Regions from separate parts of the Mus musculus genome. Here region 1 is linked to region 2. A link is a loop called in an ENCODE intact Hi-C map of the cell type or tissue named here. Cell type or tissue: left cerebral cortex. All regions are shown on one strand. Each heading gives the region's core, and the rest is flanking DNA. Links, peaks and the distances in the headings are about the cores only.

The links. A loop is a pair of places that touch in the nucleus more often than their neighbours do. Peaks named below come from ENCODE experiments on the same cell type or tissue, not always from the same donor. Only the 100,000 strongest peaks of a DNase experiment are listed, where the experiment ranks them.
Region 1: a loop joins it to region 2, with 4 times the contacts of the local background. A loop is called at or near these places in 20 of 42 quality-filtered maps.

What each region holds. Positions count from the first base shown.
Region 1 is chr1:31,218,419-31,222,817 of GRCm38, reverse strand. It overlaps 4931428L18Rik (RIKEN cDNA 4931428L18 gene), which reads left to right and starts at 162. Exons shown (of 3, transcript NR_033445.1): 1 at 162-342. In left cerebral cortex, for the core only: no CTCF peak of the experiment used is centred there; a DNase peak (open chromatin) is centred at 1,760.
Region 2 is chr1:31,335,277-31,339,675 of GRCm38, reverse strand. No RefSeq gene overlaps it. Among named protein-coding and RNA genes, the nearest start is that of Gm26145, 78 kb to the right of the region's middle. In left cerebral cortex, for the core only: a CTCF peak has its summit at 2,379 (motif pointing right); a DNase peak (open chromatin) is centred at 2,384.

The sequences.
Region 1 (4,399 bases), core at 193-4,192, 120 kb after region 2:
CTGCCACTCGCTGTGCGTTGCTCTGTTGCCTGGGTAACAACTTTGTTGAACTTCCCTTTTCCACCTCTAGTTCCTGCTTGACTCTGCTAGCCAATCACAGGAGAGTCTCCTTTGAAACAATACCAGCAGCAGCCAATCCCAGCTCGTCCCGTTCAGGGTCTATGGCTGCCATTTCTAGTTAAGTAGATCGACCTGGGTTAGGCTGTGGGATCCATCATGCTAGCTCCTGAGAGTTCACAGCTTCTCTGCGGTAGTCCGGGTCCTCCCGCTTCTCTCAGACTGCCTCTCCCCACCTCTGCCTTTACTTTGAAGACCAGATACCCAGCTGGCTCAGCCACAGAGGTAAGAGCAGGATGTTACCATTTGTCCTGCAAGCTTTTTGCAGTGAGCTTTTCTCCCCCTCCTCCACTCCGCCCCCACTCCTCCTAAGCATCATTTTTAAAACCTGAGTGGGTTTCTATTCCTTTTCTAAAGTATTTTATTTTTATTTGGGAGGGAGTTGAGTGGTGGCTCAGCACTTAACGTTCAGTGCTCTTCCAGAGAACTGGGGTTTATTTCTCAGCACCCACATAGACGCTTATAACTCTGTAATTCAGTTGCGGGGCATCTTTTTCTGACCTCAGTGAGCACCAGGTACACATGTGGTATGCAGACATACATGAAGACAAAACACTACTCCGCTACTTTACTTGTGCCAACCTGACATATACCTAACCAAGATCTAGGTGGGAAGAAAGAATCTTGTGTTTCGACTAGCTTTTGATTACACAGCCATCTCTCCAGCCCAGGAAGAGTGAATTATAAGTGAGAAAATAAAAGTGGCCTATAGGCAAAAATGGAGGACACTTTCTCAATGATTGATGTGGGAGGGCCAGCCCTCAGTAGGCAGTACTACCCCTGGGCAGGTGGTCCTGGATTACATAACAAAGAAGGTAACAAAGAAGGCTAAGGAAGCCTTGGGGGTCTAGGCAGTAAGCAGCCCTCCTCCATGGCTTGTACTTCAATTCCTGCCTCCATGTTCTTGCCTTGAGTTCTTGCTCTGAGTTGTCTCAGTGATGGAGTGTGATCTGAAAGTTGTGAGCTAGAATAAGCTTTTTTTCCCACCCATTTGCTTTTGGACATGATGCTTGATCACAACCATATGAATCATAATTAAGATGAAAAATACTAGCCAGACTGTGGGATATTGCTGTGGAATACACCTAACCATATTGTTTGCAGTTGGGGAGGGGTGTGGAAAAAATGGACAGAATAGCCATTGGTGCTCAGAGCTCAATAAGCTATTATTCTATGGGAGCTTGGAAGATAAGAAGGCTGAGAGCTATGTAGGCAGTGCAGACTTGGTTTGTGAGTTTCACAAGGATATAAAGACTACAAGGGCCAGGTGAGGTGGTGCATGCGTTTAGTCCCAGCACTCAGGAAGCAGAAACAAGCGGATCTCTGAGTTCATAGCCAGCCTCTTTTACTGTGTGAGTTCCAGGAGAGCCAGGGCTACACAAAGAAAACCTGCCTCAATCAATCAATCAATCAATCAATCAATCAATTGCAATAAAAACTACCGGACTTGTTTGGGTGATATTTTAAATTAAAGATCTGTGGTTCTTTAATCACCTGGGATCTGAAGAGTCTATTGAGATTAAGAAGAGACTAGCATTGTTGAGGTAAAATTTTCTGAAAAGGGTTTCCTCAAGTTTGGCATACAGAAGCTATGATCCAGATGGGATTCAGGCTGTATGTGCATTTGCTGCCAGCCAAACTTTGTAATGTGTAAGAGTTTCCCAGGTGGTGCTGGTTTAAAAGGAATGAAGGAGCCATGGAGAACAGCTGAGGCTTGGAGCCTGGCAAGGCCCTTGGTGAAGGTGCAGCCTCAGGTACAGTGAAGCCCAGGATTACAGATGTCATGGGAGAAAATTGAGGCTTAACACCCTGTAGAATAGCCAGAGTCCCCAAAGAGAGCTCAGAAGAGGTTATTGGAAAAGGTGCAGACCTGTCACAGTGCAGCCCGCAGAACTTTGGAGATGCCAGTACGACAGAATGCATAGCCAATATGGGCGCAGCTGTAGAGTAGAGCCAGCCTGATGTGCTGTGCATGTTGTGCGAGGCAGAGCCAGAGAGGAGAAGCTTTTCCAAGCCAATTGGAGATCATGAGTCCCATAAGTCTTTACATGGTTGGACTTCAGTTTTGCTCTATTCTGATTGTAACTGTGCCCTGGCTCTTCCTCTTTGAAATAAGTATGTAATTTATATTTTATTTTATAGGAGCCCCCAGTTTAAAAGTCTTTCGAACTTTAGGGAGATTTGAACCTTAAAGAGACTTCGTATATTTTAAAGAGACTGAAGCTTGTGGGATTTTCAAAGCGGAAGTGCCCTCGAAGACTAGAGGTGTCAGATTCCTCTAGAACTAGAGTTACAATGTGTGTGTTGGGAACTGAATTCCAGTCCCTTTGAAAGGCGGTGAACACTCTTAACTGATGAACCATCTCTCTAGCTCTGTGACTGTCTCTTTGTAACTTACGCACATCCACATACAAACCCTAAGACACAACCATAGAGTTTATAGAATCTTCATTAAAAGCCTTGCTTACTATTTTGCTCCCTCCTAAAGCAGTGACCTACTCTGTAATCTTGACTATACAAGAAGCTACTCTAAGAGGTTTGCAGTTTTAAAGCTAGTGTGGGCAAGACAGCAAGACTCCGTCTCCAATATATCTTTTTTATTCTTTTATATATTTCAGAACAAAATGGGTGAAAAGAATGGAAGGCAGAATTATTAGGAGCCTAGTGCTCCTAATAACTGCTTGGGTGTTGTTGTTGTTGTTGTTTCCTGTGTGAGACTAGACATAGCATAGATAAACTCTCCAGTGTGATTGAAGATTAGAAGAAAAAGTACCAGAACTGGATGCGACATGTTTACATCCAACTGTGCTGTTACTTAAGTTCCCAAAGGGCATTGTCAGTGGAGTGAGGATGATTCAGTTTCCTGAGAGAAATGGAAAGCCAGCAGCTCGCCCTGACGGCAGAGAACATCCAGGGTCAGGCAATCCGAACTAATGAGGTGATAACACAAGGAAGGGTCCTGTGTCCCTCCTGGCAGTTCTTCTTTTCTGGAATAGCTTGAATACACTTTTTGTGTAAAACCTACCCTCACTCCTGAAATTTCTCCTCTGAATGTGTCTGAACCTGGGCCAAGGTGCTCTGAGATCCCCTCAAGTGTTGCAGTGCTGTCTTCGGCTTCCGTCATAAGAACATAAAATTGGATGGCAACAGTCTGGCAATTGGAATGCAGAGAAAAATTGAGAATTATCTCCAGTTTATGTCTAAGTCAATTTAAATCTGAGGATGGGATCAAACTGAAGCAGGACAGGCTCAGTTTTATGAGCCAATTCAAAGTGAGTTTTAAAACAAATTTAGAACCTAAAAGGCAATTTAATTCAAAATTCCTCTAGGCAGAAAACCAACGGGACTGTCAAACCGCAAAATGCAAATAAAAGAGCAGATTCAAGGGTAAAAATATTTTATGAGTTCCAGTGGCAGGACAAAAATTCTATTTAAATATCAGGTAGCAGGAAAACGCTGTTGTATAAGATAAATGTGTGTGTGTGTGTGTGTGTGTGTACATGTATATATTGATTTTTTTTTTAAGAATGAACTAGGAATTAGCAGATCTAAGAGAGTTTTAGGTTTGCCAATCACTCAGTTCTGAGTGAGACAAGAGTACCTCTAGGGTCATATATATTCTTAAAATAAAAGCATGATAAAGTCGGCCCTTTGATCACAGAGAGGCAGTTGATTCCGTATACTCAAAGCCTTCATCTCCAGTCTGAAAAGCCTAATCACTTCATTATCTCCTACGTAAAGTGCTTTAAAATCAAAACTCATCCTTATAATTTCCTGTCCGTATAACAGACTGCAATCAGTATGAGCTTGCCCTACAGAGATGGGATGTCAGTAACATAGCATAGGAAGGCAACATCTTTCTAAAATGCTTCAAGGTTGGTAAAATATTCCAAAATTCTCCCTTCCTGAGGCCACATTCCAAGTCCTGTTTTAACTGAAGTTGATGAGACTGAACAACTCTCTGTGGCCAGGAAGAATATTTGTCCTAATTGAAAAATGGAAACATTTGCAGAATAACCAACATTCCATTTCTTCTCTCCTGCAACGCTCTTATTCTCGAGGAACACGTTTCCCACCATCTTGACTCCTAACTACAGGGCCACTTCTTTTTTTTTTTTTTTTTTTTTTTTTTTCCATTTTTTATTAGGTATTTAACTAATTTACATTTCCAATGCTATACCAAAAGTCCCCCATATCCACCCACCCCCACTCCCCTGCCCACCCACTCCCCCTTTTTGGCCCTGGTATTCCCCTGTACTGGGGCATATAAAGTTTGCAAGTC
Region 2 (4,399 bases), core at 283-4,282:
GCCTCGAACTCAGAAATCCGCCTGCCTCTGTCTCCTAAGTGCTGGGATTAAAGGCATGTGCCACCGCCTGGCTAGTCGGGGTTTCTATTCCTGCACAAACATCATGACCAAAAAGCAACTTGGGGAGGAAAGGGTTTATTCATCTTACACTTCCACATTGCTGTTTATCACCAAGAAAGTCAGGACTGGAGCTAAAGCAAGTCAGGAAGCAGGAGCTGATGCAGAGGCCTTGGAGGAATGTTTTTTACTGGCTTGCCTCTCCCAGCTTGCTCAGCCTGCTCTCTTATGGAACCAAGACTACCAGCCCAGAAATGGCACCACCCACAAGGAGACCTCCCCACTTGATCACTAATTGAGAAAATGCCTTACAGCTGGATCTCGTGGAGGCATTTCCCCAACTGAAGCACCTTTCTCTGTGATAACTCCAGCCTGTGTCAAGTTGACACCAAACTAGTTGGTAAAACTACCATCCCAGGGATGGCACCACCCACAATGGGCCCTACCCCCTTGATCACCAATTGAGAAAATGCCTTACAGCTGGATCTCATGGAGGCATTTCCTCAAAGGAGGCTCCTTTCTCGAGCCTATGTCAAGTTGATACACAAACTAGCTAGTACACCAACTAACCACACAGTGCCCAGTTGTGAATGGAAAGTCCAAGAATCTAGTAGAGTCTTAGTTCCATGAGGCTGGATGTCTTCTGTGTAAGATGGAAACCTGAAGAAGTAGATTCCAACAGATGTGCTGGCAAGTTAGCGCAAGTGGGTGAAGAAAGAACCCTTCCTTCTTCCATTGCCCTATGTAGGCTTCCAGCAAAAGGTATGGCCCAGATTAAAGATGTGCCTAAAGATCTGGACTAAAGGTGTATATCAGTCCAGAGTAAGAGCATGTCTCATCCCACCTCAGGATGGGGAATCAAAATTTTGTGTCTTCCAGCCTCAAGATCAAGGTCACAGGGGTGCCCTCCACTTCAGGATTGTAGTTCATTCCAGATATAGTCTAGATGATCACAGAGACTAGCCATCACAGGCAAATACACGAAGGACATTTTATGTTACCACAAGGATACTTGCTCAACCATGCTCATTGTTACCCTATTTTTAGTAGCCAAAAATAAGTGGAAACATTATAGATTCCTTCAACAGAAGAATGGATAAAGAAAATGTGGTACACACTTTACACGTTAAATCTTCAGGCAAATTAATGAAATTAGAAAAAAAAAAACCTCCAGAGTGAGGTAATTCAGACCCAGAAAGATAATTATGGTATGTATTCATCTAGATGTGTACATTAGCCATTAAATACATGATAATCAAGCTAAAATCTATCCACCCAGAGAAGTTAGGTACAGAAGAAGGGACTAGAGGGGATTTCCCTGGAATGGGGAAGTAAAACAGATTTTATGGATATACTGGAGGAGGAGGTTTGAACGAAAGGATCAAGTGAAGAGGAGAGATGCATTTGAGGGAGAGAACACAGGAGATACAGCTAGAATCAAGGGGCTTTAGAGGGGTGGTATAGGAGTGCAGTGGAGATTTACTGATATATGGAGTCAATCTTAATCAAGTCTCTGAATATTGAGGGAGGACCCGAAAGCTACAATCTGCCTGCCTTCAATTATTCTAGGGCAATGGTGGAACACAGCTTGAGAAAGTAACTAATTAATGTCTGATTTGACTTAAGGCCCAGATGGAATTCCTATCTAACACTGGATGACCTAGAACCAGAGATAAGGTAGTTCAGAGACCTAGGATAAAACCAAATAGTACTGGTCCAAATATATAACAATAAAATGACTCCTGATGATATTCTGCTGTACTCATAGATTGCTGCTTTATTCAGCCAATATCAGAGAGTCTTCCCTCTGCAGTAGATGGGCAAAACATGCAGGTGTGTTTTGCACAGAGAGAGAGAGAGAGACAGAGACAGACAGAGAAAGAGAGAGAGTTTGGGTCTAAATGAAATCCCCCACCCACCCCCACACACACCCCCTGACTCCACCACCAGCTCAGGGAACTCCAGAGAAGAGGAGGCAGACAAAGTGTGGAGGATGTAGGGCACCAAGAAACAAGGCCATCTTAATTAATTAAGCAAATTTCATGTGAACTCACAGAGACTGAAGCAGCAAGCACAGGGCTTACTTGGGTCCACACCAGGTTCGCTGCATACAAAGTGGGGCTTCAGTTTAGTATTTTTACGGGACTCCTGAACATGTGAATAAGTGGGTCCCTGATTCTTATTCCTTCTCCTTGGGTTCTTTCTTGTCTGATGGTTTGCCTTGTACAACTTCGAAGTGATGGTTTTGTTATCCTTTTATATTTTCTTTGTTTAAATTAAAAAAAAAAAAAAATCTTTTAGACAATGCCTGCCACCAGATGGAGCCAAATACAACTACTGTAGGACATTGAAGCACGTTCAACTAGAACTCAAGGTTGTTTTAGACTCTAGGTTGTTCAAATGGATTCATCTCATCGATCTTACAATATGCTTGATGATTGGCTAGTATAACATCAACCTACTTAGGGACACAGTCCTCTCATGTAGTTGATGTTATGAAATACAACACAAAATAATTGGCAGAAGGGAATAGGCACTAAAAAGGTTTCTTCCAAAGTGTGCCGCAGAGTGATATTGAGAAGGGTCTTACACCATGCATTCCGTATTCCCTTGCTCCAAGATTTACATTCAGAAATAATGTAGCAGAAGGCCTTGACAATTCTTAGAGAAAAGACGCTAATTGCTTTAAGCCATGTATTTTCAATTCCCACTAATTAACATTTTCCTAAAGAAATTTTCCAGGTGAGTATTAATCTAACAATCAGATGATATGAGGATTTAGAGACAGGAAACCACCACGGAAGGCCTGCCTGGGAGAATCTAGCATCCTGTACCTCCAACATCTCTTTAAATCTCTTGAAAAAGAAGTCACATTCGCTGAAAAAAAATTGATCAGGAAAACATTTTTCAATAGCGATTTATTGATTTTTGTCAGGAGAGGGTTAGAGTGAAGTATTCTTGCCGTGTATTTGCACAAGATAAAAATAAACACACTATTAGCTTTTTCTACTTTCAATTCTCCCACTTAAAACTCTTCTTCCAGCCTAGCTCTCTAATTTCTTCTTTTTCCTCTTCCCACACTAAGCTTCCAAGAAATACCTGCTTTGAGTTGAAAGTTCAATGCTTCTTAAACTTGCTTGCTCCAGTCTACAAAGGGTTACTAGGGACTTAAACAACACAGAGATCTTCTGTTCTCCACCAGCACCCTAACATGCTTTGTTCCCATCAAAAAGTAGTTTATCATAGTATTTGCTTTAAATCTCTCAATAGCTACAAAATCTATAACTAAGAAATCTATAGTACATAAGAGTCATAACTACAAGATCTATAACTAAGAAAAGTGATATATATACATTTCATTCATTTGCTTGATATATTTACATATATATATACAAATGTATAAATTAAGTATTTACTAAACATATTGCACATTATTTGTTACATATACTTATTTAGCAGATAAATATGTATTATTGAGCATACATAATAATAGCTGCTTTCTTATGTATACATAATATGGTGAAAAAAAACTTTTCTGTGCATAGGAATTCTCTGACCTGTTAACTTTGGGGGAAAATAATGACCCTGGGACATTTTTAAATACTAGGAAGAAAATGAAGGACACAATATTCCTGTCTGTTTAACACAGATATAGCACGTTGTGCCAAGCCTTGCATCTGAACACCTTGAAAGCACTAAATCATTTGAATCAGAGGCTCTAATATTTCACCTTCAATAGCAAACACCACAGCTGGGCTCCTCTTGCCTGCCTGTTCTATCACTTGGTGTGGGAATCCGGAGCTTCGCTATCTCCAGGGCAACACTCTTCCCTTCCCAAGCTCTTCCTTCACTTACTACACTGTAGCTTCCTGAACTCTGCTCATCCATCTCCACTTTTCCTTGGAGTCCCATTATCTAAGCACTGTGGTGTCCAAGTGAGCCCTTTGGGCCAATTTCTTGACACGCCTACTCTCTTAGACACTCCCACTCTCTTAGACACTCCCACTCTCTTAGAAATCCTGTGTATTCACTCGAACTCGTTTGACCTCCAACTTACATCCAGAAAAGAAACTTGTCCTTTGAACTGCAGCCTTATTCAGTATCCTCCTAGACATCTCAGATTAGACTGATGGGTAACAAAGATTTTAATAATAATGGATACAAAGCTGAGCTTTTCACCTTTTCCCTACTTTGGAGTCTTCCCCAGTCTCAGCAAAGCTACCTTTGTTCTCTAGGTTGCCTCTCCAAATACTTTGTAATTATCCTGGCTGTCTGCTTTTCACATGACTCATCTCATCTATCAGGAAATTCTATGGCTGTAGTTTCAACGGACTTAGATCCC